Regions from separate parts of the Homo sapiens genome. Here region 2 is linked to region 1. Evidence: chromatin loops called from intact Hi-C (ENCODE). Cell type or tissue: heart left ventricle. All regions are shown on one strand.

What was found. Hi-C counts contacts between places; a loop is a spot of excess contacts. Peaks named below come from ENCODE experiments on the same cell type or tissue, not always from the same donor. Only the 100,000 strongest peaks of a DNase experiment are listed, where the experiment ranks them.
Region 2: it touches region 1 in a loop (7-fold over the local background); 49 of 110 quality-filtered maps call a loop at or near these places.

Annotation. Positions count from the first base shown.
Region 1 is chr12:51,978,627-51,983,626 of GRCh38, forward strand. ACVR1B (activin A receptor type 1B) reads left to right here. Exons shown (of 9, transcript NM_004302.5): 4 at 2,343-2,573. Among named protein-coding and RNA genes, the nearest start is that of TAMALIN, 26 kb to the right of the region's middle. RefSeq lists enhancers at 2,045-2,094, 2,105-2,154. In heart left ventricle, CTCF peaks have their summits at 1,911 (motif pointing left), 2,117 and 4,204; a DNase peak (open chromatin) is centred at 1,895.
Region 2 is chr12:51,925,004-51,930,003 of GRCh38, forward strand. No RefSeq gene overlaps it. Among named protein-coding and RNA genes, the nearest start is that of ACVRL1, 20 kb to the left of the region's middle. In heart left ventricle, a CTCF peak has its summit at 1,945; no DNase peak of the experiment used is centred here; H3K27ac peaks cover 1,852 bases.

The DNA of each region.
Region 1 (5,000 bases):
CCAGACCATCCTGGCTAACATGGTGAAACCCTGTCTCTACTAAAAATACAAAAAATTAGCCGGGCGTGGTGGCGGCGCCTGTAGTCCCAGGTACTCAAGAGGCTGAGGCAGGAGAATGGTGTGAACCTGGGAGGCGGAGCTTGCAGTGAGCCGAGATCACGCCACTGCACTCCAGCCTGGGCAACAGAGCGAGACTCCGTCTCAAAAAAAAAAAAAAAAAAAAGGCTGACCCAGGATTGGATCAGAGAGACAGGAATTGTTGGGAAGAGTCTCACAGAGGAGGGCACATTTAAAGGAGTCTTGAGGCCGGGCAGATCACATGAGGTCAAAAGTTTGAGACCAGCCTGACTAACATGGTGAAACCTCGTCTCTACTAAATACAAAAAATTAGCCGGGTGTAGTGGCACACGCCTATAATTCCAGCTACTTGGGAAGCTGAGGCAGGAGAATTGCTTGAACCCGGGAGGCAGAGGTTGCAGTGAGCCCAGATCATGCCATTGCACTCCAGCCTGGGCAGCAAGAGCAAAGCTCCGTCTCAAAAAAAAAAAAAAAAAAAAGGCCAGGCACGGTGGCTCACACCTGTAATCCCAGCACTTTGGGAGGCCGAGGCGGGTAGATCACCTCAGGTCAGGAGTTCGAGACCAGCCTGACCAACATGATGAAACCCCCATCTCTACTAAAAATACAAAAATTATCTGGGTGTGGTGGCGGGCACCTGTAATCCCAGCTACTCAGAAGGCTGAGGCAGGAGAATCACATGAACCTAGGAGGTGGAGGTTGCAGTGAGCCGAAATCATACCATTGCATTCCAGCCTGGGTGACAGAGCGAGACACCATCTCAAAAAAAAAAAAAAAAAGGAGTCTTGAAGAATGAGTTGGAATTTTTAAGAGAGGCGAGAGGGCAAAGAACATTCCAGGCCAATGAAAATACCTTGAGTAAAAAGACAAAGGCATGAAGGTCCACTGTATGTTTAAAGAACTTTTATGATGAGGAGACCAGCATGATGTGCTTGTGCTGGGGAAGCAGGGGGACGTCAGGCTGCCCCAGGTGTACAGGATCTTGAGGGCTGACCTTTATCTTCTAGGTAAGGGGCTTCTACTGAAAGTTTCCATGTGGGAAATGAATGTTCATTTTTTCCTTTGGAAGGAATTCTGGCAGTGGTGTGGAGGATGAATTCATTCACTACCAGCCTTCTGTTGGGAAGGGTGGGGTGAGGCGGGGTGTGTGTGGGTGCACAGGGCAAGAGCAGGCTGAGATGGGAGGCAAAAGACCTGTTGGAAGTCTTTTAGAGAAGGTCCAAAAGTAGGACAGGCGGACGGAGATGGAGAGGCGGGGGCTAATTTGAGAAACATTTTGGTGGTTCTATACTGTTGTCATTAAAAGCATAGATTATAGAGTCAGACAGTCCTAGATTTTAAGCCCTGCTTTGCCACTTACTGCTTGTATGAATTTGAATATTACATAACCTCCTCTTTGAGCCTTAGTTTTCTTGTTTATAAAATGGGGATGATAACAGCGCCTTACCTTCCAGGTGGTTTGGGGAAGTGAGATAATTTATGTAAAGCCCTTAGCATGGAGCCTAATACATAGTAAGCATGCAGTAAATGGTAGTTCCCATCTACCAGACCTAGGGATTAATAATGTATTAATTATTTGATTGGGGGTGGGAGTAAGACAGTTAAGAGTCACTTGTGATGGTAAGGGTGATTGGATATATAGAGATACATTGAATGAGTCAAATGAAGCAATGTTGAGTTTTATAAAGACAGTAAAGTTAATCTTAGACTAAACATAGATGGTCCTCCATTCTACATCTGGAGTTCGCTTGTGAGCAGAGCATTGCTCTCTTTGGAGATGGGAACCCATGGGCCGCACAGCACTGCCCTCTAGTGGCTAATAAGCAGAACAGCCAGAAGGTGGCCCCCAGCACATGAGCCCACACTTTCATGTTCTCTGCCCTCTTTCCTTCCTCCACCAAAATAAAGCAGATGTGGGTGGATCGGCCCACAGGTGGCTGGCTGAAGAGTTGGTAAATCTGGTCAAACATTTACATTCAAATCTATCATCCGTGCTTACTGAGAGGAGAAATTGCCTAGATAAGGAGTAGCTAATCATACACGTTTCCTGTTTGTGTTCACTCTTTCCCCATCTCTCCGCCTGGCTCAGCCCTCTGGTAGATTACCTAGAAATGTGTATGGGCAGCAGCAGCTCTCCATGGTTAATGGACAGCGTAGGATGAAGACACCATGTTAAGGGTGTTTCCGTTGTGCCAATTAGTGTGGGAGTTGGAAAATTTGTCAAATTTGCAATGTCAGGTTTCTTCCTATTCTTTGGTTCACAGGGTTACCCCTCTTTGTCCAGCGCACAGTGGCCCGAACCATCGTTTTACAAGAGATTATTGGCAAGGGTCGGTTTGGGGAAGTATGGCGGGGCCGCTGGAGGGGTGGTGATGTGGCTGTGAAAATATTCTCTTCTCGTGAAGAACGGTCTTGGTTCAGGGAAGCAGAGATATACCAGACGGTCATGCTGCGCCATGAAAACATCCTTGGATTTATTGCTGCTGACAATAAAGGTAAGGGCTGGGCTTGGATACAGCATTCCCAGATAGAGGATGCTAGAGAAAGTGCATAGCTATGGGGTGCACAGCTCTGTTTGCCTTCATCATTGTAACCCGTAGAAAGAAAACTTGAGTAAGGTCAAGGTTTCCATGCTTTCCTTAAAGTGTGGAGCCTTTTATTCCATGAAAAGGTTATACAAAAATCCAGGTTATCAAGCAAATAAACAAGCAGTTCTTACTCAGATAAACAAGATACACCCCCTCACCCTACCTGCTCAATTTCTCTTTCTCCACTCCCCCAAACCCACCTCCATTGTAGTTCCTGCAGGGGGTCCCGTAAGCTTATTTTGAAAATCACTAGGATGGGCTGGGCGCGGTGGCTCACGCATGTAATGCCAGCACTTTGGGAGGCCGAGGCAGGCAGATCACTTGAGGTCAGGAGTTTGTGACCAGCCTGGCCAACATGGCAAAACCCCATCTCTACTAAAAATACAAAAATGAGCTGGCCACGGTGACACCTACCTGTAATCCCAGCTATTCAGGAGGCTGAGGCAGGAGAATTGCTTGAACCCAGGAGGCGGAGGTTGCAGTGAGCTGGAGGTTGCAGTGAGCTGAGGTCGCGCCACTGCACTCCAGCCTGGGCGACAGAGCGAGACTCCGTCTCAAAAAAAAAAAAAGAAAAAAAAAATCCCTAGGATGAGGAATTGCGGCCTCAACCCTGGCAAGGAGGATAACGACAGAAAAGCCTGTAGTCCACGAAGTGTCGCCTTCGGACTCTGCTCTTGGTCAGTCCTGTCCCTGAGGATTCTTTCCTTCTTCCTCTCCCTTTTATTGCTTTAGTTTTTGAATCTCTTATGTGCCAGGCACCTCCCTATGTTTGAGGACCTCATTGACTAGCAAAGGATGACGAGTAAGGGTGATTAGAGGAGGTAAACACGAGTTGTTCTGTTGAGCACAAATTGGGGCTGACTCGCACCTGAGCCCAGTTGAGACAAAGGTGGCAAGAACTGGTCAGGAAGAAAAATCTTCCTTGCAGGGAAGAGCACTGCAGACATGTGCAAAGGTGAGGTTTGGGGCCCAGCAAGTAACTTGGATGGCTGTGGGTGGAGAGGGAGGCAGAGGCCAGATTATGAGGGGCCTTTTTGAGAGGATTGTATTCCATTCTGAAGATAGTGGGTAGTAATTAAAATTTCATTCATTAATTCTATAACATTTATTGACTGCTGTGGGCCAGACCTCTGCTGGCTGCTTGGACCATCACACATAAGAGCAAGACACAGTCCCTCCCCTCACAGAGCTCCCAGGAAGAAGGGGACAGACACGTGGACAGGTAGTGGCACCCGGAGCACAGAGAGGATGCTGTGAGTGGCTGGTTCACATTGTGGAAGGGTCTCTCTAGCAGTTGTGACATGACTTGCTCCTGTGGCATGGTGCAATTTAGAAGTTAGTGTCTACAAAGCCTACAGAAGATGCTATTTGTTTTTCATTCCTGAAACAACAGCAGACTGCTCATTCCTCACATTGCCATGGGAAGTTGTAATGGTCTCTGCTGCCCCCAAGCTGAGGAGCCTTAGACTCCAATACAAGGGAGGAAGGGGAAGAGCAAGATTTTTATTCCCACTGAGTAAGCTATTCCTTTTTAAAACTATCACCTTTTGATAAAATTTAAATCTTATATGTTTTAAAAGGATCAAATCATGTCTTCTCTTTGAACTTGTTAGCAGGGTCCTCAGGACTTTGGGGCTGGTTAGAGTGCGAGAAGCAGTGTGTTGGGTGGGCCCCTTGTTTGTGATAAGAGAAGCCAAGATGTGTGTGTTTCCAGGATCCATCCCTTTATTGATTCTGGCAGCTTGTGTGAGTAGGGATCTGGCTTTCAAAACCCACCTTAAGGCCAGGGAAGGGAAACAATCAGACTCCCTCGTTCTTGCCTTTTTAACATGGGGTATATATAGTATGGTGCCCTGGAATCAGCGCCAGCCTGGAATTTTGGAGATTTCAACTCAATTTCCAGTCTTCCAATTGACAACGGCATGGCTTAATTCGATTCCTGGCTTTGGTGTTTCTTTTTCTCCCTCCTCCTGCTCTCCTCCTTCCTGCTGTCCCTAGTGTAAAAGAGAAAATAAAGTGTATGCACTCTACCTTCCATTGCTCCTCTGAAGGATGAGATGCCTTTCTGGGAATACTTGGAAGTGGTCTATTCATGCACTGAAAAGCATTTTTTGGCCTGGAATCCAATAATCCATAAAGGAGATCTTTCCTACTCACAGAGATATCATAGCCTGGTAAGAACAACAGACTGAAAAGAAACATTACAGATGAGACAGGTGCTGTGTTTGGGCTGTGTTCAGAGGGTCGCTGGGACACAGGAGGCCCTCCAAGGCTTTCCTGTTTGGTGGTGGTAGATCCAGCTCATTGTGGTTCTCCCGTGCAGATGAGCAAGTC
Region 2 (5,000 bases), 54 kb before region 1:
CTGCTTCCACCAGGGCCACATTCAGTTTGCTCGAAATAGAGACAGAGGGCTTCTTGACTTTGCATATGATTTGCATAATGTCATAGACACACAGTCTATTTTCAGGCAGTTTTCAGGTTAAAGTGTTGTCACTGCTGCCCTACAGGGTGTCATGTCTGGATGAGTCTCTTCTCTGTTCTTTCTCACCCACCCACTCTTACTGACCTACATCCCCAGCTGCAGGAGCGAATGGTGAGGCAGGGGGAGAATGGGGTTGTCCAGGGAGACACATGGGCAGGGAAATCAAGGGAATTTCCTTATTACCAGCATCACCAGAAACAGAATCTGGTTGCTCAGGGTCAACTGATAGGAAGAGGGTAAGGAATGGGAAGTCAGGTAACCCATCTGCTGTTCTGCACAAACCCTTCCCACCTCTCCTACCAGGAGAACAGCCAGTTCCTGTTTCTCTATTCAGTCTTCTGACAGTTTGAAGAAAGATGTCTAGATAGATAAACCTGTTTCTTTCAGCCACCCATAAAGCCTTGCTTGGCCCAGACATCCCTCATGGGCATTTATTTTCAGCGCTAAGATTAGATCTTCACCTCTTGGGAAATCTGACCTGCAGTCTGTTCCTCTCCTGGGAGCCTTATCTGAGAGATAAGGATCATAGTCTCATGATCAATATTTTTGGAGCACCTGGCACACAGTAGGAGGTCAGTCAGTGCTGGAGTCCCCTCCTCTTCTTCATCTAGAGGTCTGTACCAAGTACCTCATTGTCCCAGGCCTGGATGCTCGACACACACACCAGCCTCTGAGGGCTCAGATGCAGAAACAGACTTACAAGGGCCAGTTGAGGTGACTGTCACTAAGTTATCTGGGACCTTGGCCAGTTGCTCGGCCTCCTCATCTGGAAAGGAGGGGGATTGGTGATTGGTGGAGACTAGGGGCAAAGACAATTCCTATATTATAGCTTGAGCTGTTTGGCAACCTTCCTTGATCACAGAGGGTCAGGGCTGGAGCCCCACCCAGGGCTCCCTCCTGTAGACACTCTGGCTTTGGGGCATGTCTGGTGTGCTGTCTTCCTGTGTACATCAAAGGATCCACCAGATGCCAAGGCAAAGAGCCTGAGAACCTTACTGGGTCCTGGGAAAGGGGAGACCACTTGGTCTGGCTGCCCAGCCGCCACGCACTACCCAGAATTCCCTGTCCCATGTCCAGCCCCCAGGACCTGCCTCATCCCCTCAGGCAGGCGTTTCCTGTTGATAAGAAGCTCCGTCACAAACACTGATAAAGACATGAAAAAAGGAAATCGACAGGCTTGGGTATAATGGGCATTTTGTCTGCCTTTTCTACCCCTCTTCCTTCTCCCAGAACCGCCCACTCCACACCCCCACCTCATACCACTTCCCAGAACTGAGGAGAAAGGATTCCCCTACCTCCACCATGGGCCCTATTTGATAGTCTCCAGGAATTTGGCCTGAAGGCTTACACAGGTCTCAGAAGAGGGACCCAGCTTGGCCTGGGTCAGGATGGGAGCCCTGAGGCAGTAAGCACTGGGTGCTGGGAGGCCCCAGGCCAGGGAAATGGGCAGCAGCACCTAGAGGAAGGACAGTCCAGTGCAGGTCTAATCGAGGACCGTCCTCTTCCCTCCTCCTCTCCTCCCAGAGGCTTGGATCCAAGTGGTGGTTAGGTGGCTAGATAGTCTATAATTAGTGCATTTTCCTTAATTTTAGTCTCAAGCTTGTTACTGGAAAATCTCATTAATTTTGAGTCTACTAATTTGGAATCTATGATCCTTCAGGCCAAGAGGCTGAACTGATGTTTAGAAAAATAAACAAAGCAAACAAGTTTTCGAGGCAGGCCCTACCACCCTTCTTGTGTTGGATTTGTAAGTTCAACTTGACAAAGGTAGTTGTCCTAAAGCGCTGGGCCTGCAGTTGAGATAACCTGCCACCAGGTGGGTGATGAGGCCTGCCACTGGTGTTTTAAGTAGTCATTGCTCATGGACAGATGTTTTAAAGATTTTATATTCAATGATTCTTTCTTCCTCTTCTCCAGAGATGCAACTCCTTAATAAAACAGTAAGACAAACACAGAAAAGTGGAATAGATGGTTCTAAGTGGCCAGCATTTAACAGAAAAACAACAGCCAGCATATACAACTTGGAGATTTTCTTGATTTAACTGTTTTCCAGTCCTGGTTGCCACCCAGCTAGGGCCTTATCCTGGTTTCAGGCCCTCACATCTCTCATTGCATTTTTGACACTTGGTGGAAGGAGCAGAGGAGTAAAGAGCAAAGGGTTTTATCCAAGTCAAAATTCCAGCTGTTCTACCCTGGTCCAGTGGCTCACTCCTGTAATCCTAGAACTTTGGGAGGCTGAGGCGGGCAGATCACTTGAGGCCAGGAGTTTGAGACCAGCCTGGCCAACATGGTGAAACCTCATGTCTACTAAAGATACAAAAAATTAGCCAGGCGCGGTGGTGGGCACTTGTCATCCCAGCTACTCTGGAGGTTGGGGTGGGAAAATTGCTTGAACCTGGGAGGCGGAGGTTGCAGTGAGCTGAGATCACACCACTGTACTCCAGCCTGGGAGACAGAGTGAGATTCTGTCTCAAAAAATAAAACAAAACAAAACAAAAACAAAATTCCAGCTGTTTTGTTGGATTTTACTTACTTACTTATTTATTTATTTTGAGGCAGGATCTTGCTATATCACCTAGGCCGGTCACAGGCTCCTAGGCTCAAACAATCCTCCTGAGACAGCCTCCTGGGTAGCTGAGACTACAGGTGCATGTCACCATCCTGGCTAATTTTTTTTACTTTTAATTTTTTTTAGAGATAGAAGTCTTACTCAGATGTTGCTCAGACTGGCCTCAAACTCCCAGCCTCAAGTCATCCTCCCACCTGGGCCTCCCGAGTAGCTAGGATTACAGGTGCAAGCTACCACGCCTAGCCTACCTGTTGTTTTAGTAATTCGACAAATTTATTCTAAATTTATATGGAAGAGTATAAGTTCATGAATAACTAAGTCAATTTTCTTTATTTTGGGTTATTTTCTGACTATGTTATGCATTCACATGATTCAAAAGCCAATGCATCTACATTGGAGTAGTGTGGGAATGAAAAAAAAAAATTAAAATAAAGAAATAAAGGCCGGGTGTGGTGGCTCATGCCTATAATCCCAGCCCTTTGGGAGGCCGAGGTGTTTGAGTCCAACCTGGGCAGCAAAGAAAGAATTAGTCCCTACAGAAAATTAAAACAGTGTAGTATTCCACTCTTTGAATGTACCAGTCCCCTATTTTTGGAAGTTTTGTTTTTTTCCAGTTTGGGGCCATTATAAGCAAGGCTGCAGTGAATAAATTTGTGTATACATTATTTTCCTTTATTCCAGTATTTCTGTAAGATACATTCTAAAAAGTGGAATTCCTGGGTCAAAGGAAATGTGAATTTGGCCAAGTCAGTTGTGAAGAAGTGCAAAGGGGGAGACTTGCCCCAGAAGACAATAAGACAAGTCACAGAAAAATAGAATAGTACCAGACAAGTAGACAAATAGACAAGTAGAACATGTTAAAGAACCCAGGAACAGGCCAGGCACGGTCTCTCACGCCTGTAATCCCAGCACTTTGGGAGGCCAAGGCAGGTGGATCACCTGAGGTCAGGAGTTCGAGACCAGCCTGGCCAACATGGTGAAACCTCGTCTCTATTAAAAATACAAAAATTAGCCAGACGTGGGGGCGGGTGCCTATAATCCCAGCTACTCGGGAGGCTGAGGCAGGAGAATCGCTTGAACCTGGAGGGTGGAGGTTGCAGTGAGCAGAGATCATGCTACATCATTCCAGCCTGGGTGGAAGAGCAAAACTCTGTCTGAAAAACAAAACAAAACAAAACGAAACAGAACCCAGGAACACCCAGGCGCAGTGGCTCATGTCTGTAATCCCAGTACTTTGGGAGGCTGAGGCAGGAGGATTGCTTGAGCCCAGGAGTTCAAGACCAGCCTGGGTAACATCGCAAGACCCTGTCTCTATAAAAAATAAAAAATTACCCAGGCATGGTGGCACATGCCTGTGGTCCCAGCTTCTCAGGAGGCTGAGACGGGAGGATTGCTTGAGCCCGCTGGTCGGGTGGGAGTCTAGGGCTCCAGTGAGCCATGATCACACCACTTCACTCCAGCCTGGGTGACAGTGAGATCCTATCTTAAAAACAAAAAAACAAAAAACAAAGAACTCAGAAACAAATCCATATGCATCTGAAAACTGTTATGTGATAAAGGTTGCATCAGAAATTAGTGAAGGCTGGGCGTTGTGGCTCACGCCTGTAATCCCAGCACTTTGGGAGGCTAAGGCAGGCAGATCACCTGAGGTCAGGAGTTTGAGATCAGCCTGGTCAACATGGTGAAACCCTGTCTCTACTGCAAATACAAAAATTAGCCAGGCGTGGTGGCGCACACCTGTAATCCTAGCTACTCAGGAGGCTGAGGCACAAGAATTGCTTGAACCTGGGAGGCAGAGGTTGCGGTGAGCTGAGATCACACCACTGTACTCCAGCCTGGGCTATGGAGTGAGACCCTGTCTCAAAAAAAAAAAGAAAAAAAGTGAAGATGATGGCTAAAAAATACAGGGTTTTGTGAGGGGGTGATGAAAATGTTCTAAAATGGACTGTGATCATGGTTTTACAGTTCTGTGAATATACTGAAAGTCATTGAATTATGTGCTTTAAATGGATGAATTGTATGGTATGTAAATTATATCTTAATAAAGCTGTTAAAATATGGGGAAGAAAGGCCAGATTTTTTAGATAGTGTTGGAAATACTGGAACACTGTTCAGATAGAAAATGCAGTTGGGACTCTCCCTTACATCGTCTACAAAGATGGACTCCACATGGATTAAGGACCAAAGTGTAAAAGGCCACACTATAAGGCTAGTAAAAGAAAGTGTAAGAGAACATCCTTGTGACCCAAGGTTGGGGAAAGACTTAAAGAAGACCCTTGGCCGGGCGCCGGTGGCTCACGCCTGTAATCCT